Linked DNA regions of Mus musculus: region 2 is linked to region 1. The links are chromatin loops, found by intact Hi-C in ENCODE. Cell type or tissue: gastrocnemius. All regions are shown on one strand. Links, peaks and the distances in the headings refer to the core of each region. The heading gives the core; the rest is flanking DNA.

Region 1 (15,409 bases), core at 3,271-11,270:
TGGAAGACAGTGTGTCTAACTGCTTTTAAATATAGGGATGTGACACCATCAACATGTACTGGTTCAGGACCATCTTAGATGCTGCCTGTCCCTTGAGGGAAGCCAATTGAAGAGTTAATCCAAGAGGCTCCACCATTCATCATCAGGCTACAAATTGTTAATGAATTGGTCCTCACATCATCTGGTTTATATAGATAGCATTCCAGTCGCCATAAGTGTGAAGAGTGTCTTTCATTTCATGGCGTCCTGTGGTCTCCCAGCCAGACAGTGTAATGCTTTGTGGGAAGCTCCAGGACATAGGATGGCAAACAGCAAAGTTCCCTGAGCTGCCTTGGTGGGTGATGGGTACCACAGCCAGGCTTGGGGAACACCCATGTCTATAGCTCTCGTCTGCATCCTGTCCCCAGCTGAAAAACTCTAACACTACATCCTGACCCTCAGAAGGCCTAAAGGTCATGGAAAGTAAATAGTGTCAGGAAAGTCACAGTGAATAGATCAGGATGGTCGCAGAAATGACTCTGAATTTCTCAAATCTGGCTAGACCCCTTCCACCGAACTAGCTACTTAACATGGTACATGGACTAACACAGTGAGAGAAGCCAAAAAAGCAAATGGGAAAAACTAGTCTCCTGAAAGAGTGGCTTTCAGGTACAGAGGTGACTGATTGCTGTGAAGAGGGTGTGTCCAGAAGCTGATGCTAAGCTAGGGTGGAACTGCCCAGGCTTGGCTGCCTCTCAATTATGTAAAAGGTTATATTATGCTGGGCACTCAGTAGCTCTTTTAAAAACATGTTCTAAATACTTTCAGTGTCCAGTTTCTCTTGGGCTTAACCTGGAACACAACCACAGGAGTGTTCTTTCCAAATTACCAATCAGACCGTGTCTTTTTCCTGCTCAGACACAGCACTGGCTCTGCCTTAGTGGTAGAATGGAAAACGATCCTGGCAGATGTTGCCACAGTTTACCTTTTTCTCATTTCTCTTTATATCCAAGATATCCCAACCTCATGTATAATGATCTGACACCGTGACATTTATCTTGCTCAACTCTAAAAATTATTCTAATAGTTATTCTAATAATTCTAATAATTTCTAGATGAAATGAGAAGGGGAGAAAACCAAGCTACAGTAGAGGAACTGACTTTGCTTCTGTTGCTGTCTTGAGAAACAATGTATAAACAGAAAACCACTTGGCATCAAAAGCCCCAAACATTCCTGTTAAACAGTTATCTATCTCTGGTTTACTGGAATATCCTGCCTTTCTATCTATTACCTGACACAATTTTGAACAGTTTTCCCACTTGATTCCCAAACGTTCGCACTTAGACAATCAATTATAGTCACCTTCCTCTGCACTTGGGTGGTGATTTTCCTACCCATAAGAACATGCAATGCCTTAAGCCTCAGTTTCACAACTATGAATCTCAGAGTGAGCACCACCTACCCAAGAATTAACGGATATTATGCCTAATGGGTGCTTAGCATGGTAGGTGCTTGCTGCTCACAAACTGTTACCATTTTGGCCCTGTATGCAGCAGCCCAAATCTATTCTGCACTGTTCATTGTCACAAAGCCAGACCTTAACACTGAAAACATTCAAATGGAGAACAGAGCCCTGACAGCTATGGAGAAGGCCTAATTCACAAGACCAGGATTCAGTGGTTGCAAGATAATACAGAAGAGGCTTCTCTTTTAAATGTGCCTTGCAACATTAAACTCCAACTCAGTTACCCAACAGTAGGTCTTCCCCCTTTCCTCACTGGTTTAACTTTCTTGTAGCGTTGAGTTAGTTCCCTGCAATGGACCCAGATGGAGGGAGCTATTGTGATATCTGGAGCCAAGAAGAGGAGAGGCACTGACATATTATCTGTCTGGGTGACTCATTAGATGATCAGATGGCCAGAAGGATCTGACCCAGCCTGTCTGAACAGTGATTTGTTCATGATTCATTGATGCCCACTAGAAATCCCCCTTCCAAGATCCTCCTTCTGGCTTCTACCATGGATAGAAGGAACTTAGAGAAAAGGGATGTGGAGGAATGGAAAGATCTGCATCTGAAATCTCTTGACTAAGTGGCAGAAATACTTGTAGAGATTGAGATAGATAGATGATAGATAGATAGATAGATAGATAGATAGATAGATAGATAGATAGGTAGGGATGAGTAGATAGATAGATAGATGGATAGATAGGTAGGTAGGTAGGGATGGGTAGATAGATGGATAGCTAGCTAGCTGATAGATATATGATATATAAGGAAGGAAGCAGAGGAGAGAAAGGAGATAGAGAAGAGAGAAGGGAAACAGAGAGAAAGGCTGTTGTATATATCCTGCTCCTTGGAAAGAAAATTGAAAGTAGCCAGGGAACAAAGAGTTATTTTAAGAGTTGTCTGTACAGTAGAGTCTAGGCATAGCAAAACAGAGGTCCACAGAGCTGGAGACTTTCATTTAGTGTACAAAGACAACTCAAATCATTACAGAAATCAAAATCCCCTGTATGAAGTTGCATGAAAATTGCCACATGAGAGAGGTAACCCCACCACAAAAGAACACACATAGTATGCATTCACTGATAAGTGGATATTAGCCCAAAAGCTCTAAATACCCAAGATACAATTCATAGACCACATAAAGCTCAAGAAGAAGAAAAAGCAAAGTGTGGGTGCTTTGAGAACAAAGGGGAACAAAATACTCATGGGAGGAAATATGGAGACAAAGTATAGAGCAGAAACTGAAGGAAAGGCCATCTAGAGGCTGCCCAACCTGGGGATCCATCCCATATACAGTCACCAAACTCCCACACTGTTGTGGATGCTAAGAAATGATTGCGGAAAGGATCTGGATATAGCTGTCTCCTGGGAGGCCCTGCCAAAGCCTTACAAATACAGAGGTGGATGCTCACAGCCAAACATTGCACTGAGTGTGGGGTCCTCAATAAAGGATTTAGAGAAAGGACTGAAGGAGCTGAAGGGGTTTGCAACCCCATAGGAAGAACAACAATACCAACCAACCAGACCCCCCAGAGCTCCCAGGGACTAAGCCACCAACCAAGGAGTACACATGGCTCTAGCTGTATATGCAGCAGAGGATAGCTTTGTCAGTCATCAATGGGAGGAGAGGTCCTTGGTCCTATGAAGACTCCATAGATGCCTCAGTGTAGGGGAATCAAGGGCGGGGAGGCAGGAGTGGGTAGTTGGGTGAAGGAACACCCTCATAGAAGCAGGGGGTGGGAGGATGGGATAGGGAGTTTCTGGAAGGGGGGAAACCAACCGAGTTAGGGGATAACACTTGAAATATAAATAATTTTTTTTAATTTAAAAAGAAAGAAAGAAAGAAAGAAAGAAAGAAAGAAAGAAAGAAAGGAGCCTGCCATGCCACAATGTAGACAGCAGATCATCAGAACTTTCTTCATCAGAATAAATAAGTAAGTAAGTAAATAAATAAATAAAAAAAATATTTTTAAAGTGTCTTTATATTATCAGACAAATTGCCTGGTATTTTATGTAGATATCTAATGTAGGATTCAAGAATAATCTTAATTAAAAAAAAAAAGAATATTCAACTAAAGCCAGAGTGGATCCCAATATATGCATTATCTATGAAGTATAAAAGTATTTAAGGCAAGAGTACAGTCTTGTTCTATATACTATGGCTGGTAGATATTCACATCACTAGAACTATCCTTGAGTTCTCTAGTAAGCAATGCCCTTCAGAAACTAAAATGAGACCCTGTCTACCAATTGCTTGGTGTGGCAGGTGTATCCAAGTCTATGAATATGTTTATATTTCTTATATATGAAACGGATAATCATGTTATTCTCTTCAAGCAGAATTAAGGAAAAACAGGTAGATAATATCTCCAGATATGACAAACATTAGTCTCCATAAATTTCCCTTTACTTAGCTTTTATTGTTTTTGTTTTTGTTTTTGTCTGACTTGTTCCTGGTATGAACCCCTCAGGTCATACTTGGCTCTCCCAACCAGAGCCTGGTTTACGGGATTTTGACCTTTCACGTGACATAGCTATCATGGAAGACCAGAAATATCTCTCACACCTTTCTCAGAGGAGTGATTTTAAATGCATAAAATGAAACATGAGACTTCAAAGGATAAAAATTATAAAGCTTTTTTATTCAGATGCATACACACACATATAATGAAAGTGGGGGAACCAATTTAGCATATTATAGTAACATTACTATAGTATAGTAGCATATTAAAGTCCCAAACAGTGCACAGAAGACAGATTCTTGGTACCGGAATTCTGCACAGTGTGTACCTGAAGGCACATCCTCCTGTGTTTGGAGGCAGTGGAAGGAAGTGATTAGGAGAGCTGTGTAATGGTACTTCCTTGGATATGGTCCTGAAGTTGAATTTGCTCAATATGCAATGAAAGAAAAGAAAGTCAAGTGTATGGTTTGAGTCACTGACTGAAGGATGACAGCAATAGGCAGAGAGGTAGGACAAGAATGTCAGATTTGAGGAAAACAAAGTCACTCAAAGGTACAACAGGGCAGAGGCATGAGAAAAGACTGTCTCTGTAATTTGGAGTGTTGTGATGAAAGGACAAGAGTCAAAGAGAATGTAACTCCATCTCCTGTTAGAGTAGCAGTCCCAGGCTGTCAGTAGGCACTGATATCTTATATCACTATGTCAACTACTAAAGCTGTCCTCCCATATAGATCATGGGCTCCTGAGGACAGGGCCAAAACATCCTTGATTCCTTGTAAACCTGAGACCTAGTACAATATGCATAATTATAAATTAATTCTCTCTAAGGAGCAGCAGTGCTGGGCGCTGGAAAGTTTGGTCCACATATCAACTCATTTGGGGTCTGAAGAATGAGTCAGATGGAATTATGGAGAGCTCTTAATTAATCAAGTATCTGTCATGCAAGCATGGAAATCTCATTCATATCCTCAGAACCCACACATTAAAAAAAAAAAAGCATGGTGGCACATATTTATAATTCTAGCACAAAGAAGATGGAAATGGGGATTTCTAGCCAGCTAGCCTAGATCATCAATGAGGTCTAGTTTCACTGAAAGACATTAACTCAAACAATAAGGTGAGAAACAATGTAGCTAACTCAGTGGTAACCAAAACTTTCACAAGCATGCACATAAATGTGCACACACACACTTATATGCACACATGCACATGCTTGAATATACACATGCAATATACACACAGACATATACAAAGAAGGCCGATAAATACAAACATTCATATTGATAATTTAGATTGCTGCCTTGCCTTGTGTGTTCTGGGAGCTCTCAGAGGCCAAAACCAAGTTGAGCTTGATTTTGCACATCCAGCAAGTGGAAGTGTCACCTCAAACTGGGTACTGATTGATACAAGATTAAAGTCATGAATAATAAATGACAGAAATCCCTCCAAAGCTGGATGCCACTCTTCTCTACAGGGAAGGTCAGTGTGAACTGCAGGAGATTAGCACTGTCTGCTTCTTTTAAGTGTGGAGGACTTGAGTGGATGAGGGGGGACTGGAGGTGATGAAAGAAGCAAGACCTGAGGTCACTTCTGGGAAGAAAGGTGATAGACAGGGACCCATGGCTCTGTTTCATTTAAGAAAAGTCAAGTGCAGAAATAATTGTAGAATGTCAGTGCCTGCTAGAGCTGAGTGATAATGGCATAGGGGGACTCCGTATCTTCCATACTTCTTGCTGCGATCGAAGTCTTTAACATATGAGAGGAAGAAAAGCACATGGGAGGAAGGGTTGTGGACAGGTGCAGAGAGCTAAGGAGCTTGTTGAAGGTGTGGAGATAGAGGCTGTCCTACTCAGAGAAGCATAGTAGGGCAAGGGAGCAAGCTGGATACTGTCCTTGGTCCTGAAACCACCCCTTGGGCCCTGTTGCTTCTGTTTATCTATCCTAAGACATTGCACCCCTACCCAGTACCCAAGAGATAAGGGGTTTTGTTGGTATTCTCTAGTGATATCTGTAAGACAAATTTATTCAGGTTCCGTACCAAAAAGAAGGAAAGCCAACATCAGAAAATGGGTATTTCGAGCCCAATACTACCATATATTATTGATCAAATTCTCCCATATGCTAGGCACTGTGATGAGCAGATTTTACAAATTGTTATCATACTGTTGTAATTATCCTCATTTTATAGACAAAGAGAGACGCGCAGAATGAGCTCATAAATTGTAGAGTGGAGAGTAAAGCCAGCCTCATAAGCACATTGCCCAGAAATTTGCCCACCACTCAAATAAGACATATCCTAATAAGGCCTAAACTCACAGGGAATAAACCCCTCCTATGAAACTGCAGACATCCTCAGCTACAGAGGGAGACTATGAATTCAAAAACAGATGACTAACATAAGAACACCTTGTAAGATCCTCTACAGATGCGGGCAGTGCTTTCTACTCTATGTTATTTCATAGACATTGGGAGAACCCAAAACTTACTCTAGAAGCCAATTGCATAAACTATATTGGACTTCCATTTCTTAGGGAAGTAAGCCAAGGCAAAAGTGGGAGACAGAAAAAATAAAAAGAGTCCAAGATGGAGTGGAACAGGCATGATTCCTACCACTGTTCTGTTCCCTCCTAGTACCCATTCTGGTTTTTAGTTCTACCTTAGTTCCTTCATGATTACAATTTCACTACCTCTATGCACTCTATGAGGGTGAGTTCAGTGATGTTTTCATAGCTAGATCATCATAGCTTGGCCCTGTGTCAGTTACATAGAGGATGAGCAATAAACACCAGGTAGGAGGAATTTAATATTAAACAAAGTGAAAGGTGTTTATAAGTTCACATAGAGAAAGAGCTTGGAAATGGAGGAATGTTTATTTTTTTATTCTGAGCTTTGAAAATAGAGGCCATAGGGTCTCCTAGACCTATATTCCCCAGCTAAGAATTAATAATATTACACCCACAAAATACATCCAAGGAGATAAAGCCACTAACCCTCAGACTTGACAAATTGAGTTTGATCCTCAGGACCCACAGGGTGGAAGGAAAGAACCAACTTCTACAAGTTGTACTCTAATCTTCACAACTATGCCATGGCATATTGTACAGGTACACACACACACACACACACACACACACACACACACCATGCATGCACACACAAATAAGTGTAATTTAAAAATTATTTTTAAAGCAGTGATATCAATCTATGAAGATAAATGAGACGAGGTGTATAATAATGATGTCAACTGTCATTTATTGATTCCTGCGGCCTATGCCAGGCCTGTTGTGCATACTAACTCTAATTTTCTAAATGGTGCTAGAAACTTTCTATTATCCCCATTTGAAGATGAAATAGCGAAGGCTCAGCAAGTCCTTAATAACTGCCACTTAAATCCAGCTCATCCATAAGGAGGTGGCACTGTAAAGGCTGGATGGCAAGGATGCAAGGCAGAAGGTTACCCTAATCTGAGTTCGCCAGGGTCCAGGCAGCTACGCCTATAGCAGGCTACAGAGTCAGAGTTTGAAGTGAGAAAAATCGAATGGGCTGACACACTTTACCAAAGACTCAAGTTCCAAGTAGGGTAGAAAGCCATCTGGCACCCCTGCTGCTCACAGCACAGCCACCTGGGTGCCCTTCTTTCTTCCTTTCCTCTCCTCCCTGCACCTAAAACAAACCTGTCCTGCAGGGAGCGAGAGCCAGAGCAAAGAAGCTGGGCTCCTCCCCCTTGCTTTGGGAGCAGAAGAGAAGACAGGAGGAAATTGTGCCAAAGGTCATGGTGTTCTGGTCAGCGTGTTCCAGCTTTGAAACTCTGAGAGCTGCCAGGGTCCAGGCAAGAAAAAAAAAAATGCTGCAGGCTGATCCACCTGCCAGCTCCGAAAAGCTCCAGCTGGGCTGCAGCCTCCATGGCAACTGCACCCAGCAAGCAAGGTTAAGATCCCCAGAGATTTCATTCCAGCCCCAGCAGCAGCACGGGAACCTGTGACTGCAGGAATGGCTAAGCTAGAAAGTACACAGGTCTTCAGAGTTGTGCCTGCAGACATTGCTGTCTTTGTCTCCCAAACCCTGCCTTATATATATCCTCGTTCCCAAAGTCCCCCAAAGGATAATAATCGTTTCTTCACTCCTGGGCTTTCTTTTTCCCATACTTTGCTTAGTGCTGAATCCTCCCATCTAATGTTGATATTCACTTTCTGAGAACCTGACACAGGGCCAAACTGTGACTGATTGTGGAACCACTATTCTCCTTGTAAAGTACACAGCTCGAGAGAGAAACTAGGCACTGAGTAGGCAAACTAAGATAGAACTAAAAATAGATTAGGTTCTTTGAGGACTCTATAGAAGAGGAAAGCAAACAGGAGTCCTATCAAGGTTTCTTTGGGTAGAAAACTCTGAGGTGAAGGACTGAAGAGTCAGCAGGAAGCTGCCATGTGGGGCCAGTAGTTGGGGGTAAGGGTTGTTAGCAAAGATGGAGAGATGGAGAACAAAGGTCCTGGGACAGGAAAAAAAAGAGGAGAAAATGTAAGGATCTGAAGCAGTGAAGAAGTATGATGCATGAGCAGGTGTTACCAACACAACCGGAGGGCGTTGAAAATACTCCTGATGTCTGGATGTCCCAGTTTCCCATCAAAAGATTATGAAAAGTTCTGAAGAGGTCTCTCAGTTGAAGGGATGCAGTAGCAACCTGAACCAGAAGAAGAAGAAGAAGAAGAAGAAGAAGAAGAAGAAGAAGAAGAAGAAGAAGAAGAAGAGGAGGAGGAGGAGGAGGAGGAGGAGGAGGAGGAGGAGGAGGAGGAGGAGGAGGAGGAGGAGGAGGAGGAGGAGGAGGAGGAGTAATAGTATGAAAATCAGTATGGGTATATCCTCTGCATGAAGCTAGTCCTGCACAAAATGTTGTCAGTGGTGGTCCTGACCCCACCTCCACCCCTAAAAAAAAAATGCTTAATGTGACTGATGTTTTCATTATCACTACAGCATCACCTTTCTGGCTCTAACTTCATCTTCTGTTGGTTTTCCCCAAAAAAATGGCAGACAAAATGGGATTGACGTACACAGCCCTAAGAACCCTAAAGGATGTCTTATAGAAGAATCCACACTGAAGACCTAGGGTGACACAGACTCAAATCTACCTCATGACTTAGGCTTAGGTTTGCAGGTGACCAGCCTTGCTAGGACTCATTTTTCTGTTCTGCAGAGTGAGGGTGATGATCCCTATATCTTAGTGCAGTGGCCAAATCTTAACACGACTCAGGAAAAGTCCCTGCACACAGCATGCATGAAAGGAAAGAGCAAGGCTCTTTCCATGAAAAAAGACTGGACCCTAAGCTTCAGATAGTCTCACCACACCTCCCCAGACTCCTTATGTGTCCCAAGACACATCTGGTAGACCAGATTTGGGCCATTAATGCATAATAATTCAGCAAGCTTCCAAGATCTAACAGATGTTGAATCTAGGCCCAACTCCCATCACTGGCCACCCTGGACAAATGATTCCTCTGGTGTTCCATAGGCAGTCTACATGACAGAAATATCACATTAGCTAGCCTTATGCCAATGAAAATCACATAGCTCCTGCATCGTGTTGCCTTGAGGCATGGACTGACAGGACTCCATGGCTTATCACAGAATAATGCTCAGAGTAATCCTGTGCCTCGGTTATCTATCTGCAAAATGGGAATAACCATGATCTCTGTTTCCTTGCATAGTTTTGTTGAACAAATGTCAATGGCCACTTCATGCTTGGTGTGGTGCCAGGCACATGCTTATACTGTAATGAATGTAAGCTGCCGTTCATATAATAATCTCTAGCTACAACATTGGTGATGTTTGTAGGAGCACCTCACTACTCTCTGTCTTCTCTACACCTGCATGAAGCACCCCAACAGTGTCCAAGGGCACCTGTTAACTCCATATACCCTTTCAATGTTTAATGATGGCATCTCACCCCACTCAGAGAATAGTTCACTCATGGACTCAGACAATTTCTTTTAGTGAAAAAAGCATCTGGCTCTGTAGTTTTGGAAAACCAAACCCAAGTGCTACAACATACACTCCTTCAAAATAAGACAGGCCCCAGACAAGGCCATGGCCCTGGCTTCTGGGAACTGGGAGGAAGATGGAATTTCTGGTGAATCATAACTGCATGCCTTACCCTACGTTGTCAGTCAAGGTCTATCCTCCTCTGGTCAAGCCCTGAAGGTCACATGTTCCTCTCTTTGAAGCCAAGAGATTGTCTTACTTCCCATAACACTACTACGGCAGCCTTCATCACTACCCCAAGTATTTTAATTCCTGTAACAAGGAGCCACATTCCACAAACTCTCAGAGAACATTACCCGGGCCCTAAGTCAGCCACCACTGTGCCCTACTCAGATAAGCCTTTCACCCCTCCAAGACAGAGGCTTCTCTTTGGTCTATCCTTTTATTCAACAGCCATTTCTCAAGTAGTGTGCCAGACATAGGACACACACATCAAGGAAGATACCACCTGTTTTCTGTGCCAAAGCAGACTACAAATAGAACACACCATTACAATCTATCAAAGGCAGAGACAAAGGGGTCAGGGAACAGTGTTGTAGAAACCTAGACAAGTACATAACGGATCTTAGCTCTCGGTGGCCCATTCAGAAAGTTGGAGAAGAGATAATTACATCAAGATGAAAATCGGCCATTTCTCAGTGCCACACATCTCACAAACAAGTATTGAGACACCATTTCTTAATCTATCACATTCTCTGGAAGCTTCTGTCTTGCATCTCAGCTTTCAGTATGCAATTCCATCCCTGCACGTTTTATGATCTGACTCTGAAATCAGACTAGCATCTCAATGCAGGCAAAGCTGAGGCCGTCCCGCTCTCTGTCATAATTGCAGTACACAATAGTAGCGAGCACACCACCAATATTTATCCGTTCACAAAATGTCATTTGGTAGCCCTGCACTGTGAAGTCCCGTGCTAGGCAATAGTGATGCAAGTGCTACTTGGACATGTGTGAGAAGCCAGTCAACAACACACAATGGCATAAATAAATAAATAAATAAATAAATAAATAAATCTAGCTGAGTGATTAGAACCGTAGGTGTTAGGTAGAATGGCATGCTCAACTTGGTTCAATTAAAGTCAGCCAGCAAATATTAATTGTACCTTCTAGGTGAAAGGAAATTTCATGTACAAGAGAGAATACAAAATTAATCAAATGAAAATAAGCCCTTATGCTTAACATTTTAACCTAGGAAGGCATGCACATACAACAATCTGAATAAATTAGAGGCTATGACTATTCAGGAGGAGACCCATCAAGAAAGACTTTGAAAGGTACTTAGAAAGCACCTAGAATAAAGCCCTTCTGTGTGTGTTAAGACGAATGGGAAGGAAGAAATCATTCCAGGAAAAGAAAGTATCACCAGGAAGATGGAAAATAGCTTGCTCTTTGCTGAGAGCCCACTCGAACAGTCATCTAAAAGACAGTGCTGAGGAGTGGACAGAGCCAGAAAGCTAGCCAGCTCTTCCAGGAACACCCTTCATCCACAGCTCTGAATTATTGTGGATCCAGCCTTGCCGCTGGCCATGTTAACATATTTGGCCCTTTTGCTTCAGCAAAAGTGTGAAGGAGGGAATGGCTCAATAGGTAAGGTGCCCCAAACCCAAATCAAAAGGCTGAGTAGAGTAGCACCCATTTCCATTCTCAAGACTAGAGGTGGGAAAGTCAGGTAGATCCTTGGGGCTTACTGGCCAAGGTCACCCTCCTGGGAGAGTTCAAAGTAAGAGAAAAAGACCATGTCTTTTTTTTTTCTTTTTAAGGTAGATGGGAGCATAATACATGTTTCTAACCTTCCTGTATATGTGCACGAAAGTTTATGTGTACGTGTATATGCACAAGGCACCCATACATACAAGAACATGAACATACACACTAACTTCCCCATTCAAAACTATGCCTTGAGACCACATATGGGCAGTGAGGCAGAAGACACACACAAGTTCTGTTTTATTCCTTAGAGAAACCACCACTAAACATTCTAATAGTTGTGATAAGATTTCAGTCAGGGCTGCTCATCTTAAGCTTCAGTGTCAGGAATGGACAAGAGCAGCCATTCTAAAAAAATGAATAGCCTTGTAGTAATGACCATTCCAGTTGTGGCCATTTGCCTCCAAGACATGCAGAACCTTTCTCTGAATAGATAGTCAGACATTAGAAAACAGAGGCCTTTCTTTCCCAGCCACTATTGTTAACCGGGGACAAAGCAAAATTGAAACTATCTGTGGCAGTCTTCTCCCAAAGAAGTGTTGATGTGTGGCATGGTGCCGGCATGCAAGCGAAGCCCAGGTGCATGAAGGGTGGAGAAAGAACATGCAACATACTTTACCTCTTAGCACGTGGTCATTTGTAAAAGCTGAGTAGCTGAAAGCCTGGTAGACAAGCTAATTTTTAGAGAGAGAATCACTTTTGATCCCAAAGTCTTATTCTTAGTAGGGATCTGTTCCAATCACTTACCTGATGCTCCAATTAGTCTGTCCTTTATGTGTGCCTTTCTCATAATGAGTTTCATTCCCCAGTAGAGTTTAGTTCAATCAACAAGTGTTGGTAAAACAACTGATCCAGATAGTGCGTGGATTACTAAGGACTCTTCTGTTGTTAAGTTCTTCATTTAGTTGGAGAGAAAAGCAATATACAATGAATATGTAATACACTGTCAAGGGTTAAATGCAGGTGCTTAGGAGAAAATAAAGGGAGCTTTGTTATGTCTTTGGGTGTGTTAGTGGATAGTCAAGTAGGATATTTGAAGGATATTTTATCTAAGCAGACGCACAAATGAAAGAGAAAGCAATTACAACCCCATCAAATCACAAAGAAGAATAGCATCCCATGTAGGAGCCACTGAGGTGGAGAGTATCTGACATACCAGGAAGCGCCCAGGAAACCAGATATAAGAAGATCTGTGTACACATGGAGAAGACCATCAGGAGTAGAGGCCATAAGGCTGAAAGTTTTCAATACCATGCTACAGAAAGGCAGACAGGTAGATGGGTGAAGAGAAATAGACACAGTGATACATAGTCACATCCAGGAAATATGAAAGAAGACTAAGAAAAACACTGTGAAATGAGATGGAGAGAAGATATTTTAAATTATGTATATATGAAGGGGAGATTGAATCAGCTTGTTGTGGGATATGCATAGTGTTTATGTTTTTTTGTTTTCAACACAAAGAAAATATCTCGGTGGAAATGTCATAAAGATGGAGACAAGATTAATGTAAGTTTTTGATGACAGAATTTTCAGAATGTTGATGTAAATAAAGAATTTGTTTCCCACAAACTTCTATCAGAAATATCTATTCCAGATGCAGGATGCTTCCTCTCTACCTGTCTGCTATGCTTCTAAAATACTTTTAAAAGATGTCTTAGCCCTTCTCAACTGAGAAAGAGAGAAAGAGGCAGGAGGAGAGCATTTAGAAACAGGAAAAAAGACCTATTATCATAGACAAGAAGAGTCAGCCAGAAGACTACAACTCAATTCAGGAAGTTGTAGCTTCTTTCCAGAAAGCATATGATTCCCTAAGACCACAGGCAGGGGACCGAAGAGAACCCAGAGCCTGGAAGAGCTCTAAGAGAGAGCAGAGAATAAAAGAATAGTGAGAAGGAGTTTACAGTGTTGATCTGGTGTGGGTCACAATGCCAACTGTGGATAGAGATGAACCAAGATATGAAATCTAGACATGAACCAGGTGAGTGGGTTGAGAGTAAGCAAGAAGTCCCTTCAGTTCCCTTAGGCTAACTTGTACTGGGGACTAGAAGTATTTTGTGCTACTTGGGGTCTCACATTTGTGGGGCATGGCAAGGGTCAGTGGTAGTGATGACTACACAGGAGCTGAGCAGGACAAATTATTAGTTTTTAATCAGGGTCCTTTGGGTTGCAATAAAAAAAAAACAGTTCAAACTGGCTTTGGTTAAAAGAGACTTTATTAGTTTACATAGATGAAAGACTGGGAATAAACATCACATACAAAAAGTTTAAGAAATTCAGACTGACTGTAAGAGCCCAAATGAAATGCTAAATCTCCCCATCTTGCAAATCTATGTGGTGCAATGTGTCTGACTTAGACAAATGCTCCAAGAGAGGTCAAAGTGTACATGCTACGAAGGAGCCCACAGATAAAACTGATGGCTGATGTCACATCTAAAACTATGAGAATCAGAAAATACTGGGACAGTACTTGAAAGTACCACTAAAAAAAAAAGAGGAGGGGGGAGAAGGAGGAAAAGGAGGAGAAGAAGAAGAAGGAGGAGAAAGAAGAAGAAAGAAGAAAAAGATCTATAATACAAAAATTATCAAGCGTGTGATGTAATTTGGTGATAGACTGCTTGACTAACATGTACTAGGTCTTAGATTCAACATATGAAGAATAGAGAAAGGGGCACAAAAACAAAAATAAATAAAATTAAAAATTAAAAAAAAAAGAAAGAAAGACAGAGGGAGACAGGAAGATAAAGGAAGGGAAAAGCCAAATCATGAACCAAGTCTCTTCTTTCAAAACTGAAAGTGGAATAAAAACAGGTTTCCTCGTTCAACATTAACTCAAAGAAGCAAACTATAATTCCTAGAAAATAATCACTAGAAAACCACCAAAGAAATATAAGCACGAGGCGGAGTAAGATATTAAATGCTGAAAAGTTCCTGACAAATGAGAACACAGAAAGTGAGTGCCTGAGATGAATGGCAGAGCATGGAGCCATATGGCTAACCCGAATCTAACCAAACCAACAATTACATTCTCTGAACCCACTAAAGATTCCAAGCAAAGGGCACCCAAGGAATGACTGTATCCTTCATATAAGACACGTACTTGATACTAAGATACAAACTGAGAAAAGATGAATGAATACAAAAGTTATCATGCTAGTAAGCAGAAGCAAGCATGAATGTCTCCATTACTATTTAGCAAAATACATATCAAGGGAGCTAGAGACACAGCTCAAGAGTTAAGTCTGTTTCCTGCTCCGGAAGAGGATCCATGATCAGTTCCCAGCACTCAGAGGGTGGCTGACAACCACCCATCGGCATGAGCAAGGAATTCACGTACATACTTGAAGGCCAAAATCTCAGACACTTTAAATGAAGTAAAAAAAAAAGATCTTAATTTTTTAAAAAAATAAACATCAACACTACCAGATACATTGACAGAACTTGATGATCAGAGAAAGGGAGAGAGGGAAAGGGAAAGAAAGGAGTGGAGAAAGGCTTATTTTAAAGCTGATTTCATGTCATTATAGTTGTCTAATATAGAAAACTATACTATGCAAAACCCCATGCTTCCTTCTCTAAATTAGCACATGCAAAGCATACATTTTACCAACATACATCTGTACTAATTTTATTAGTGTACTTTATGTCTCCCATCAGAGCAGAATTCTAAAAATAGGAGGATCTATTTTTATTGTATTTTTGTGTACTTCCAGTTCC
Region 2 (15,409 bases), core at 3,081-11,080, 510 kb before region 1:
CACATTATTAAAATAGTAATTCAGAGACAAAATATATACAATTCCCTGGGATTAGAAAATTGAAGTGAAGACTAAGGTCCACGATAAAAAAAAAAATTCATTTTTGCTTTGCATAGTCACAGACTTCTAATGAGTCACATAGGCTGATGACCTGGATGCAAGTATTTTTTTAGAGCCTAGCCCCAGCTTGCAAGCTCTAACACCATTTTTCAGAGAAAGCAGGAAGTTGTATTTCTCTGTAGCTATGAACATAAAAGCAACTGCTATATATAGTACTTTAAGAGAAGCCTCCACAAGCGAGTCAAACTTCCTTTTCTTAATAATTTTGAAGTTCTAGATAACCTTTCTTTTTGGCGGGAATCTCATTAAGCAAGTTTTCATAGTAGATGGGAGGAAATGGAGGTCAGGGTGACATATATAAAGCACTTTCCACAAGGAAGATGTCATGTGGAGCCAGACAAGCAGAGGGAGACTGCAAAGCCATTTACCCATTTTACTTGAGCTGGGTAAATGCGATTCTCTTTCTTTCATATTTGGTCTTCAGTGCAACTCACCTGCATGTGTGAAGCTAGAGAGTAGGAAAAGATGTTTTGTAGTTTGCAATATTGTCTATTAATGGAAGTCGCTAACTGATATTTTAGTTGACACCCAATTAGAGAGAATATGGATGGGTTGAAAAACACCTTTCAAGGAGACTAAGCCATGAACACGGACAAACTATTGGAGTCTGGGGTGGGGTAGGGGAATGATTTGCAACGCCTAATAGAAGTCATTAACAGAGTATGTAATCTTTTACCTCTTTGCCCTTCTGAGAGGACATTTCCCCTCATTTTCCTTCTTGTCTTTCCTCACTTCTCCATGAGGTAGTGGAGATCTTTGGAGTAGAGCTCAGCATCTCCTTTCACACACAGGGCAGACAACAGATAGGGACTTAGACTCTGCAGTCAAGCACACTTAGATTTGAACACATGTCCTCCTTTTGAAAATGTGTGTGATCTGAGGCAAACAAGTGTCCTATTTCTTTATCTGCAAAACTGAAACAGGATAACGGTCTCACAGAAATGCATACAAAATTCTTAGACATAGGAAGCTCTGAGAATGCCTCCAATGCCTGTTATTCTTACTGACTTTATCTACACTGTGGTGGCTATCATTATCGTCTCCAACACCACGGTCTTCTTTAATCATTTTTGAAGAGTAAAACAGGAAGTTCATGGGTTTGAAGATTTTAATATCTTACTAAATTGTCACTTCGTCACTTTTTATATGTTTAGAAGTATATCTTGATCCATTTCCTTAAAGGAATTTGCTTTAAAAAATTTTATCAAGAGACTTATTTGATAGAGATTTTTTTTAATCAAGAGAGGATGTGAATTTGCATGAAGGAAGTACTAACAGGAATGTCTGTGCATCCCTACCTCAACACCTGGGCCAGCTGGGCCAGCTGGACCCAGGTAATGGCCTAAAGCAAACTAGTTAGGGAATCCCCTAACTAGGGATTGCCACCTGTGGCTTTTGGCAATATACTGATTAGTTTCTGCTTGCTATAGGGCAACTATGCAGTGTTAAGCACTGTGCCTTCCTTATTCCTAAGAATATAGATACCATTTTCATAATACTCTCTAAGCCCTAGGTTACTCTATCTAGACCATAGATGCCTCTAGAATAGGCTTTGCTGATCTGTGTGTTTTTAGGTCCAAGTGCATTGCCTTGCCTGGTGTCTAGAAGAAAGAATTACCGGAATGATGATCTGACAACTCTTACCTTATCTTTTCTCAGTCTCATTTTTCTGTTCCTCTTTTATCACAGAAGAGTCAAATACACTGGAATAGAGTCACCAATGTAAATAAACTCTCCTAAAATGTGCATGCAAACACACACACACACACACACACACACACACACACACACACACACATTCAACCAGCAAAGATAATCTGTTCAAGAGGTAGTGGGATAATATGATTGTTATTATGTTTACAATCTCTCCTCAAAGGAGCATGTAATAGCAATAAGAGCAATAAGATTCAGATGGACTTTAGGTCCTCAGCCCTAATATGGTCTTTCTAGTCAAGGGCTTGCAACTCTTTCTCGGTGTTCTTGATCTGGGGAAGCCCCAGGCAGGTGATTTACCACAGAGAACTACCCTGTTTCCACAAGAAGGATTGCTTGCATTCTTCTCTCAAGCCTTTCTTGGTGAAAAGTGCAAACACACCTCTTCCTTGTCATTCACAGATCTCAGGGGTCTTCCCCTTTCTCTTTCTCCTAACCCAGCTTTAGAATGTGAGTTCATTTTGGGCATTAGTGAGATGCATATTAATTCTAAAATAAAAAGCATAGTCTATATCTAATTGTAAATAGATGAGTCCTCCATGTTGCTGTATTGTCTTTTGTCTCCTAGATTAGTTTTATTTTTCCCAAACGAGAAATTAAAAAGTGTTTGCTTTGAGGCTAGTGGATGGTACATATTAGGTCTAGGAACAGAAACATGTTACATATTGAGATCATGTGAGTGTGCATGTGCACTTGGGAAATAGATAAAATCTTTGTACCGGGCATCATGCAGCACATTATATAATACTATGTCTGTCTGTCTATCTGACTGTCCATCTGTCTATCTGTCTGTCTGTCTGTCTCTCTCTCTCTCTCTCTCTCTCTCTCTCTCTCTCTCTGTGTGTGTGTGTGTGCATGCACACATTCATCTTACTCATCTTTGTGTTTCTCTCTGTGCTGATCACTATCTCATGAATCTTTTTGGCAAAGGAAGGTAAGTTTAATGATGGAGACATGTTGTGCATGCCTTGACAAAGGTTTCTTTATTTTTCTTTATTTTTTATTGGTTATTTTATTTATTTACATTTCAAATGTTAACTCCCTTCCCAGTTTTCCCTTTACAAGCCCTTCCCTCCTGCTTCTATGAGGGTGTTCCCCCACCTATCCACCCACTCCCTAGCATTCCCCTATACTGGGGCATCGAGCCTTCACAGGACCAAGGGCCTCTCCTTTCCCATTGATGCCCAACAAGGCCATTATTTGCTATGTATGCAGCTGGAGCCATGGGTCCCTCCATGGGTACTCTTTGGTTGAAAGTTTCTTTTTAAAATTGAATATCATTCATTTGTCTTGTGACAGATTGACGCATGGAAATGATGCACCTTGGGCATATGCATCTTAACTGTTCTCTCCTACTTACCCCAGATATGCCCAACTATTCCTTCCCAACTCCCCAAGGTATCCATTCCCAGTACTCTCTTCTCCCCACTTCACACTGTCTCCTTAACCCCCTGATCTCAGTGGGTTCTGGCTGTTAGAATGTAGACCCATTGTGTTGGCTTGATCATTTGCAGTGAGTTCATGAGTACAATGTCCACATCATGTCCTAAAGACAGCATTTTACAACACTATTTCCTATCCTTTAACTTTATATATTCTCTCTGTCCCTCTCCTACGATCTTACTTGAGCCTTGAGAATGGCAGTACAGATGTCCCTCTTCTTGTTTAGCATCCAGTAGAAATTTATCTTCAGCAATTTGACCAGTTGCAAGTCTCTACTTTGACCACTGCTCTCCACATAGAGAAGCAATCTCTGGACAAGGATAAAGGCAACCATAGGTTATGGGTATAAATGTAAATACTTAGATGGCAATTTGACAGCATGTGGTTTAGCAAAATAAGAGTAGTAGGATCCTTCTTCTGTGACCTTCTGAGCCATAGGCTTTTGACAATGTTTACAGTAGCAGGCCTGAATTCATTCATTCATTACATTTGGAAGCCTCAAATCCAATCCAAATGTCATATGTTACTCCTATAACCTTCATGTCACTATTGTACCAGCACACACATCTTAGCTAGTAGGTCTGTAGATTACAGAGTTGGCAGCAGGAATACCATTGATTTTGTTTTCTCCCATAGTGGCCTGCATAGCATTACAGATATTAGCGAATTAATAGGAAGTTATGAGGTTAGTTCCAGACTTGCTTTTCTATGTTCTACAACAGAAGTATATTGTATCTTTGGCAATATACTCTCCCTATTTAGTTCTGATTGGCAACCAAGAGCAGTGGCAATAGTTTATGTCATTCAGAGGGAACTCTAGGATCTCTCTGACTGATAACTCATGGTAAAATATCCCTGACATGGTACTAAGTTTTTAATTTAGTAAGTTGTGTCTTCTAGAGTAATCATTATGCCCTTGCAAGTATATGTGCATGCAAGTGCAAACTCCTATTTTATAAATTATATTTTAATGAGTTTATAAAAAGTGGGTTTCTATTGAGGTTTTACATATTTGTTTAGTGTTTTCCAAACTAATATCCACCCCTCCTCTTCCTTTACTTTCCCCCCCATATCCACTTAAAGTTTTAACTCCTATAATCTTTTCTTTTATTTTCATATCATATGTTTATATGTGTTCTACTATGTTCTCTCTAAATGGGGTTTCTTTCTTTCTTTCTTTCTTTCTTTCTTTCTTTCTTTCTTTCTTCCTTCCTTCCTTCCTTCCTTCCTTCCTTCCTTCCTTCCTTTCATCTTTTGGAAGAGGAGTGTTGAGACAGGGTTTCTCTGTGTAGGCCTGGCTGTCCTGGAACTCTGTAGACCAGGCTGCCCTCAAACTCACAAAGATCTGCCTGCCTCTCCACCCCTAGAGCTGGGATTAAAGTTGTATTCCATCACCATCAAGCTAAAGACGGTTTCTTAAGAGGTTCATTTAATGGAGTGTTCCTTGGATCCTGGGGTATACAAATGAGTCTGTAAGTAAAGAGCCAATGGTTGCTAATCTATATGACATGTTTGCTTTTGTTTCACATACTGAGGCTAGAAATTTCATGTAATCTGTCAATGATCATTTGAGGATTTAAGTCTGAAGGAGAATTCAGGTGGCAGTGTATTCTGGGTTGTGGTGGAGACCAAAGGGATGCTTAGAAATGAGAAAGGACCTCCCTATGTTACATTGTCTATAAAAGGAGAGCTCACAGTCAAGAAAGGTTTTACAAGTCTAGCCTTCCCCTTACTCTGACTTCTAAGGATCATCATAACCTTGCTCTGGGGACAGTCTCTCAGGGCTCATCACTCTCTCTTTGCTTAAATGGACTGCTTCAGGAGCAATAATGATGAAGTCTGACCACATTGCCAAGTATACTGAGCGAAAAGCTTTCCCCTCACAGCCTGATGCTTTCAAAAATCATAGACATGTCATATATAACAGTGGTTATTCCTGGAGTATGTGGCTTTGTGGTATGTGGTATGGGATAGATGTTTCAAATAATAACTATTCTGAGAATATACTCGAAGAAGAGAAGCAGTTGAGACTCAGCCAAATCAAAAGATATGTGCAAAAATCAGTTTATCTAGAAACCAACAATGCTCCACACTTCTCATTTATAAAGCACTCCTAGACCTAATATGCATTGTACATCAGCCTAAAACAAACACTTTCTAAGGACCCTTGTCAGCTGGATGAACTACCATAGGAAAAAGAGTAAAGCACAGAAGACTCATCTATACTCCTACAGAGGGACATGAAAACACTCTGCCATTCGGTGGTATTTCTGTCTAGTAGTCTCAGTCTGGAAATCTGCTCTCTAAAGAAATTTCAAAAGTAGTTTCTCTTGAAAAGTAATTAGGGAGCCAGATTTTTTAATGCTTTCCATTTATTTGTAGAAAGAGAGTGTTTTTTTAGTTTACTTACTTATTATTATTTTTCAAACGTGCTCATTCCCAGTTTCCTCTCTGTAAACATCTCATTCCATCTTCACTTTCCTTTGCCTCTAATAGGGTACTCTCCCACCCACCTACCCAATCCTGCCTCACCTCTTTAGCACCCTCCTTCGATGGTACAACAGGCCTCCAGAAGACCAAGCATCTCTGCTCCTGTTGATGCCAGATAAGGCAATCCTCTCCTACATATGTAGTGGGAGCCATGGACTTACCCATGTATACTCTTTGCTTGGCTTGGTCCCTGGAGAGACCAGTTAGTTGATACTGTTTTTTTCCCCCTATAGGGTTGCAGTCCCCTTCAGCTCCTTCAGTCCTTCCATAACTTTATTTCTTATACAGTATGTCTGAAATATTTCTTCCATTTGAGGTATTGATTAACTACTTTTCAACATGAAAAAAAAAAACCTTAAATTCCTTAGATGTCAATCTTCTAAAGGTAACTTAAACATCACAGGCGGGGAGAGTTAGTATATTACTGAAGGCAATGCACTGAAGTTGGGGCTCAAGATACCCAACAGAAATGACTGTTCTGTTCCTAGCATCGCTTCGGTTCTATATTTTCGTCAGCTTCTGTACCAGTTTCCTATCAGATTCTTTTGTTTTTGATGAAAGCCAGCTTTGAAATTTTGCCATCCCAAATTACTTGGATACTTAACTGATTACTGAGAGGCAGTCAAATGGAAGTTGGTAATCTGTGCCAAATTACGAAGACAGTGATCAGAACTAGGGACACTCTCAGAACAAGGATGCTCCAAAGATCCAAAGAGCCGAGTTACCTTTTCTAGAGCTAAGGGTTTGGATTGATCATTTTCAAATGACTGAAGAAATGCTTTGTTTAAAAAGAAAAAAAAAAAACAGTAAATTGAGCATAAAGGTAGAATTTAGGTGTCCTTGTGAAACAAGAGAGACACCTGCTTTGGGAAAAACTGGAGAAAGAACCTCAAAGTCATAGGGAGGTTTAGAGCAAATGCTGTTTGGCATAGAATGGATGTGGTGAGTACCAACAGGCATGCTCCTACCTGTGGAATACAGACTGCTTGGCCACTTGGTGGAGGTGTTGGAGAAGGTATTATGTATCACCATAGAGTTGAGCTCTGTGACCTGACAGTGCCTTTGAACTCTGAAATATTATAAGCCTACAAATTTAAATCTAGTCTATTCTGGCTGAGGAGCTTTGCAGGGTAAGGTGGAACTTTCAGTAAAAGAAAAACAAAATCCAAAGAAATGGTCTTTAATACCAAAAGACTAGAATCACTGAATGTTGTAGCTAACACAGAACTTACCAGAGGTCTCCTCAACTGCCCCTCACTCTAAAAATGCTCATGCACAGGCCTTGAGAGTTTAAATGACCTAAGCAAACTGACATCATGTGGGAGTTCAGATTTCAAATGAGAGTTGAGATAAATATACATATGTTCCACAGAACTCTTCCAGGAAACTCTATTTTAAGAGAGCTGTAATAATCCACTCTTCCAATATTTTGTTTACATATAAAGCACACTTGGCTCTTTTTGTTCAATTTGTCAATGATTCATGATAATCAAAGGGTTGAAAAGCTCATTGGAAATTGTCTTTACGTCCAATGATACCTTTACGTTTCTGAGAAAAGTTTAGGAGCTTGTGCAAGCTTGTTTTTTCTCCTTCTGTAACAAGACAGTCTAAGAAAAACAAACTTAGTGGGTGGGTGAAAATATTTGTTTGATTTATACTTCCAGGGTATAGTCCATAATTGAGTAAAGTCAGGGTAGAAACTGAAGCCATAGAGGAGTACTACTTACTGGTTAAGTCTCTGGCTTCCTCATCTGCCTAAGGATAGTGCCATTCACTGTACTGGATTTTCTCATTCTGATTATTAACCAAGACAATCTGTCACAGATAAAACAACAGACTCACTCACCTGATGCAAGGAAATTCTTCAGTTTCAGCGTTTCAAGGTGAATTTAAGTGCTATTAATAAAAATAATAAACAATAAACTAAACAGGACAGGAGTGGATCAGTAAATTAGCAAGATTTTTAGAATGGCTCCAGACAATCATTCCTAAATTTGCCTGGAAAGACAATTTGTAGGGTCCTTAGGGGGGATTGAAATGAGCTTGAAGAATCTGATTACAGGTAACAGTCATCCTCTCTTGGCATACAGCCAACCTAAAAGCCTTTGAATAACTTCCCATACTCACAATGGGGTAGAGGATGGAGGCTGTACCAGCGATTTCTCATTGTGAGAGCTTTGAGAAAAGTTCCTACCACAAGCACCTTTGTGGATTTGTAAAACAGCCAAAAGCAATCCAAATAACCGTGATGGGATAATCCTGGAAATATCTTTAAAACACCAACTTTGAAATAAATTGAGAAGATTACACAGAGTCCTAAAAGTCTCCACACTAGAGGGAAATGGTCAGTCTGTTCTGGGTCCCCTAGTTCTAATGTGAGTTCACATCTATAGGCACTGAACTCCTGAATCCAATGCTACTTATACTAACTTACTCAGTGAAAGCAGATAGTTCATTAATAATCAGCATGTGTAGAAGCCTGTCACATGGCAATGACCAAGGCTTGTGTTTCTCATCGGGAGGAAGGACAGAGACAATCCCGGGTAAAACATAAGTGTATCTCTTTGAACTCTCTGATCAGAAGGAAATAACACATTTTCAAATTTATCTTTAAGGTTCTAATATAGATTTGATTGATATCTTCTATAATTCATCCAGGTTTTTCCCATGATATACCATACACTCCACAATTTAAAGCTGAACTGTGATTCTGGGACATTCCATCATTATAGGCACCTATAAACTGGTTGTTTCTTCTCCTGCAAATACACCCACTGACAGTGGTATAGATGTGTGAATGTGGAGTATACAAGTCAAAGTATAATTTTAGAACTGTATCTTTCACATTAGTAAGACAATTTACTTCACTTAACCAGGATCCAATTTGTTTAACTAGAGAGAAAGTGTCTTGCTTTGGTGAGCAATGCTGCCCCAGAATACATGAGTTGCTAAATGACAGTCTCAGCACCAGGCATTCAAAAGCAAGGCAGGCTAATGTCATTGCCTAGCATAACTAGATTGCAAAACCTTTGGTTGAATACACGATATATTTCAGATGCAGTACCTAGAGAAATAAACCTTGAATGACCATGAAACTGTTTTCCTGTTGGTCAGCTTACATAGTGCCAGAAGATGCTGTGCAGGCTGCTGAGGACAGAGGGGGAGGGAAAAAGAGGAAGAAGAAGAAGAGAGAGTGAGCATACATATAAGATGCCTATAGCAATGTTTGCTATGTGTATGTATTTAATGCCAGTTGACATTATCAACATATTATTTCTTTTTGTTTCTTTCCAAAAATTTGAGAAATCACTTGAATAAGGCTAAGTGAAAGAGACCTGTAGCAGTTGAAAGCGCTGGGGATTCAGTCAAGGTTTTAGCTCTGGGAAGATTTACCAATTAACTCTAGACTGGCACCAGAGTTACATGTATTCCTGCTTAGACCTGCTCTCCTGTAAAATATCATGGAATATAATTACATGCTTTAATTGAATATAACACCAGTTAACTTAGTGAGTAATTTTTGCAATATGTGTAATGTTTTCTGTCACTCCCTATTCTTTTCAATGCAGCTTAATTTAGCCCACAGCTTTCTACCACTACAAGCTTTAGAAATGGGTTTTCCCCAGTCTCTGTGTTTGTGCTTAATTGCATCTTTATTTCTTTGAGAAAGGAAGGGAAATGGAGAAAGGAAAGGGGATGGGGAGGAATCACAGCACACCTTAACATTACTATTGCTTATAACTTTTGCTTTTAAGTTTGGGTAATTAAACTCAATAAAGGTTATATGAATATATACTCTAGAGCAGAGAGAAATAATCAATGAGGAGAGAAAAGAAGAATAAAAAGAAAATTCTTAAAGACCTCTAGATTCAGCAAGTTGCCCTAAGTCTTTAGGTTCTTAATGCTGAGAAGGCCGGGACAACAGGTCCTGCCTCCAAAACACATCATCTTTCATGTCTGTCAATTTCCTGCACACCCACACTGCTTTCACATAAATGGGGACTTGAAACTTTTAGTATCACTTGAGAAGAAAACCTCCTAAATAATAATAATGAAATGATCAGGAATAAACGTCCAACTTGAATTAGTATTCTAGCTTACATCTAATTCCCTTGTTACAGACATGTTTGCTTACTGAGATTTAAAGACATGCAAAATGGTCTTTATGTTTTCTTTATATTCAGTGGTCAGTAAAAGAAAGTCAAACAAACTAGAACAGAACAAGTTCTTAACTTTTAGTGGAAAATTTCATCCTTTCCTTAATTTTGAGTGGTATTGAACATCTTAAATTCAAATTTGTACAAAGGAATCCATACTAAAACTTAACATTGAAAGAGTGTATCTTTTATCTTGGAAATTAAACAGCAAACTTCCTCCAGAGCCAAACTATATAATCTACAGACAAGTTCTTTTTTGATCTATTCAATGTGAGTGGTAGATCCTTGTCATTTTACAATTTGTAAAGAGTGTTACGGTTTGTAAAGAGCTTCTTAGGACAGGGAGGCAGGAGTGGGTGGATGGGTGGGGAACACCCTCATAGAAGCAGGGCAAGGGGATGGGATAGGGGGCTTCAGGGGGCCAGAGATAACATTCAAAATGTAAATAAAGAAAATATCCAAGAAAAAAGAAAAAAGGAGTTTCTTGTCTGAGAAGGGCTAAGAGATAGGCTGGCTATGACACATCATAGGTACTAGCGAAGAGAGATGAAATAAAGCTCTTGGAACATGAGTTGAGGAGCAATTACACAAAGGTCATTGCCAATATTAGAAATGAGCAAACCAAAACTAGAGTAATTAGTTCTAGTCCACATTAAAACTACAGATAGATGGCTATGGTCAAGATCAAGATGGAAGAAACACAGAGTGATGTGACATTCCATACGAGTCAAGGAAAGTACAAGAAGAAGGAATTCAAGACGATTTGAACTTGAAAATGTGATATATAATACAACTTGGGAAAATGAAAGTCTTTTTTTTTTTTTTTAATTCTCCTTTGGCCAAGAATCATGACTACAGAACCTCCCTTGAGAGTGGGGTTTGGTGAGTCGCCTGGACAGCAGGACTGCTGGCAAAAGTTTTTTGTAAACCTCTCCTTAGGACTGGCTCTGGATAAGTTTGGCAAACAAAAATCACTGTAATAGTAGACCCCAGCCCTCGAGGAATCTATTTTTAGGTGTTATTTCTCAACTATAAATTTTAATCCATTACATTTTATATTATATTGCCTGCAAATAAAACTTCCCTAGGGCTTATATACACATACATACATGTATATGTATATCTATTTATACATATATGTCAATAAACACCAACACTAATATTATTATCTATATTCCCTACTTGTTTTACCCTGGTTATATTCCACCATTGAAGGAAGTCAAAGTAGGAACTCAAGGAAAAAAGACCTGTCTTGCTTTCTAACTCACTTATTAACAGGCTAATATTTAGCTAGATTTCTTACATGTCCCAGGACTACCTGAGTAGAGATGCTGCTGTCCACAGTGACTGAGTCTTTATAAACCAATTAATAAGCAAGATAACTATATATAAATATGCTCACAGACCATATTCTAGGCCTAGAAAATGCATAAATGGAAGCTTTTCTCTCAGATGACTCTAGGTTATGTCAAGTTAACAAATTTCATATTTTATTTATATTTTATATATATTTATGTATTATATAGTTATTTATACTTTATAAAGGAAACCAAGGGTCCAGGTTATTTAACCTTGTTGATCTTTCTGTGGAGTCCCTATCCACTTAGGGTCCCTCAATTCTCCCCGCAACTCTTCCACAAACTCCCTGAGTTCCATCTATTGTGGATCTTTTCATCTGTTTCAATCAGCTGCTGGAAAGAGCCTCTCAGAGAACAGTTATGTTAGACTACCATCAGAGAGCATAACGGAGTATCATTAAGAATGTCAGGAATTGGTTCTTGTTCACTGAATAGGTCTCAAGTTGGGTTCTTTCCAGTTTCTGGCTATTACAAATGAAGCTGTTATGAACATAGTTGAGCAAGTGTCCTTGCTAGAGCAATCAGACAACTAAAGGAGATCAAGACAATATAAATTGGGAAGGAAGAAGTCAAATATTGCTAGTCACAAATTATATGATAGAACACATAAATGACCCTGAAACCTTTACACAATAAGCAAGTGACTGGATATAAAATTAAGTTAAAAAAAATCAGCTGCCCTCCTTTATACAAACTTTTAATGTGCTCAGAAAGAATTTAGGGAAACAACACACTTCAGAATAGCCACAAATAATGTAAAATATCTTTGTGTAACTCTAACCAAGCAAGTAAAAGGCCTGTATGCCAAGAACGTCAAGTGTCTGAAGAAAGATAGTGATGAAAATATCAAAAGATGGAAGGATCTCCAATGCTAATGGATCGGTGGGATTAACATAGTAAAAATGGCCTTTTTACTAAAAGCAATCTGCAGATTCAATGCAGTTCTCATCAAAATTCCAACATATTTTTTTACAGACTTTGAAGGAGCAATTCTCAACTTTATATGAAAAAAAAAAAATCCCAGGATAGCTAAAATGATGTACAATCGAAGAACTGGAGGTATTATCATCCTTGAATTCAAGCTGTAATACAGAGCAATAGTAATAAAAACTGCATGGTATTTTTATAGAAACAAACAGGTTGATTAATGTAATCAATTGAAGATTCCTACAGATACCTGATCTTTGACCAAGAAGGCGAAAGTGTACAATAGGAAAAAGAAAGCATCTTGCACAAATGTTGCTGGTCTAACTGGATGGCTGCATATAGAAGAATGCAAATAGATCCAAAAAGATCATTGGGAAACTCTATGTTTTAAATACTTTGCTCCAAAAGCTTTTAACTTTTTAAATAAGACTGAAGAATTTGCAAACTCTGTAGTGTCGTGTTTGTTGTCTGACAATAGCATATAGGCTTATTCTCTCTATCCCAGTGTCAAGGAGAAGAAATTACATAACTTTATTTTCAATTTTACAAAGATATGTATTTACATGTCTGAATATAAGAATGCAGTTACACGTGCCCTTGCTTGAAGTCAAGCTGCAAATTCCAAAGACCAAACAAGGAGACAAAGAGCTGCCTGTGAATCTGTGAACGTGAGAAAAATTTAGAATGAATAGAGGAAATAATAAAACTGGAAGAAAGTGAGACGTACCTATACAGAGGAGAGCTATAAATAAACACACTAATGTATTTCAGGAACCCTGGACATCTTAAAACTAACAGTACCTTGTGGCATCCAATATTGAAATTAGTAGTGGGTCTCCAAGTTTGAGAACTTGTTGCGAGTGTGCAGTGTATATGGAGCAGAGGATGGCCTTGTCAGGCATCAATAGGAGGAGAGGTCCTTGGTCCTATGAAGGCTTAATAGATGTCCCAGTATAGGGGAATCGAGGGTGGGGAAATGGGTGGGTGGGTGGAGGAACACCCTCATAGAAGCGGGAGGAGGGGGTGAAATAGGGAGCTTTCGGGAGGGGGAACCAAGAAAGGGGATTACATTTGAAATGCAAATAAAGAAAATATCCAATAAAAAAAGAAAAAAGAAAGAAAGAGGATAAGAAAGGCTACATATGAGGGCTGAGGAAAATCCTAATGCATGTAATAGTCTTGAAACGAATTGGGAAGGACTATATAAATTTAAGTGATTTCTAGTTATAATTTTTTTTTCATTTTGAATGATGGGTAAGTACAGAAAATATATGTGGTAGTGAGGATGTAAAATCTCAAGTGACGTTCCACCACTTCAGAATGACTGTTCTAGCTGTATGAAAAGCTCATGGAGAAGTACAGACTAGTTAACTTCAGTGTGTGATTTTTCTTATTTGTGTGTCTTTTAATAATAAAGTTTGTAAAGTACACTCTAATAAATTGCAAGAGCCATTTGGAATATGTTTTTTTCAAACTTCCCTTATTCAGATTATTGCTCCCCCCTCTAACCCATCTCCCTCTTTAAACATTTTCACTCCATCTTCTTTCTCTTCCATTTCATTTATCTTTGCTCTGAACCAGATAAGAAGACCCTATTGTTGACAATACCATCTACACATTGATTGCATAATATAAAGAAATCAATCTGAGCCGGAACCTCTTCCCTGGACTACCTTTCATGGTTCCAAGAGACACTAGGGAGGCTTCTGGTGGAGAAAAAAAAAGCATCAAATGTCATACACAGCTATTAATTCTATGAACTAAAGGACGATCTCACCAGACAAAATATGCATACTTGTTCAGAGTTGGCAATATTGTTATTGGGATAACCAACTACTACTTGATGAGTTTGTGTTGCATCCCTTAGAATATCTACCTGGTATTGTAAATCTATTTTCAAAAACAACATGAGATGAGGCCATAAGACACTATTTCAGAACTGAACCTAATTACCCACATTGGCAAAGTATCAAGGTATCTTTTAAATATTCATGTTAATACCTGTAGGAGAACGCTACTCTCTGCCTTAATTATAAATGGATCTATGTCTTGTGAATGACAGTAAATGCAGACACTGGTAGCAGCACAGGATCCTGGAGATGAGTGGTAGGTGAGTGTGCATTCCCTTTGAGGCTTGGAGAATATTGTGAAGTAGTGAAAAGAATATGAGATGCAGGTTTTGAGAGAACGGCTGCAAAATACCATCTTCTGGGAAAGACAGTCATTACAAGTGTTAAGTCCACAGCAGTTGCATAATTCTGTACTAAGTCATGAAAATGAGCCTAGCCCATCAATAGTCACACATGGGTTCAGGAAGGACTCAAGGGGCTTCCATCCTCAATGATGAAGCATTTGGTAGTGATAATTTCAGGGAGGATGGAAGTTGTTGTTTCCATAGGTGATTCCATTAAGTTCTATTGAATAGTCCCAAAACAGTACTTACACACATGATCCTCCTTGCACCAGATCTCACACACACCAGAAAGAGAGAGAGAGAGAGAGAGAGAGAGAGGGAGAGAGAGAGAGAGAGAGAATATGAATGTCATAAATCTGAAAACAAGATTGGTAGAGAGGATGATAGGAGTAGTTAAGAGAACATGGGAGGGAGAACAGAGAGGACTTATGGAGACAGAAATCTGAATGAATTATACATGTGTATGAAATTTGAGAACAAATATAATTGGCAAAAACATAAGAAAATCCACCCAGAGTTTCATTGAAGAACTGATGTCAATTCTGTTCAACCTTTCCCAGAATCTGGAAAAATTAGTGACTCTTTCCCAGTTATTTTAGCTTTTTAATGATTCTCTGTGAATTCCACATAATGCACCCCAGTCACATTCATCTTCACCACCCCTCAGACCCACCTTCTACCCTTGCTACCTCCCCCTCAACAGATGAAAAAGAATCTATCTGTAGAAGCTCTAGTGTGTCAAAATGTATCAAAGCCTCTGGCTTCTCTTACTCTATCAATACTGGAAACTCACTGGGACTCCTCTCAGCCATCCTGTTACTGCCCTGTCATGGAAATCCTGTAGGTTTTGGATCTGTAAGAATGGCCTCTTGTGTACTACAACAGTTCGTCTATGGGGTAGATGTTGAGGTAGCCCAATTCAAAGCTCTGGATCTGGGCCTAAGAGGTAACTGAGCCAGTCAGCCCACACCTCTCCCACTCTCACACCCTGAGGCTGGTTTACTGTG

What was found. A loop is a pair of places that touch in the nucleus more often than their neighbours do. Peaks named below come from ENCODE experiments on the same cell type or tissue, not always from the same donor. Only the 100,000 strongest peaks of a DNase experiment are listed, where the experiment ranks them.
Region 2: a loop joins it to region 1, with 2.5 times the contacts of the local background. A loop is called at or near these places in 2 of 42 quality-filtered maps.

What each region holds. Positions count from the first base shown.
Region 1 is chr15:62,287,770-62,303,178 of GRCm38, reverse strand. No RefSeq gene overlaps it. Among named protein-coding and RNA genes, the nearest start is that of Pvt1, 260 kb to the right of the region's middle. In gastrocnemius, for the core only: no CTCF peak of the experiment used is centred there; a DNase peak (open chromatin) is centred at 7,718; H3K4me3 peaks cover 792 bases; H3K27ac peaks cover 1,432 bases.
Region 2 is chr15:62,794,332-62,809,740 of GRCm38, reverse strand. No RefSeq gene overlaps it. Among named protein-coding and RNA genes, the nearest start is that of Gm22521, 8.8 kb to the right of the region's middle. In gastrocnemius, for the core only: a CTCF peak has its summit at 6,756 (motif pointing right); a DNase peak (open chromatin) is centred at 6,759; H3K27ac peaks cover 1,493 bases.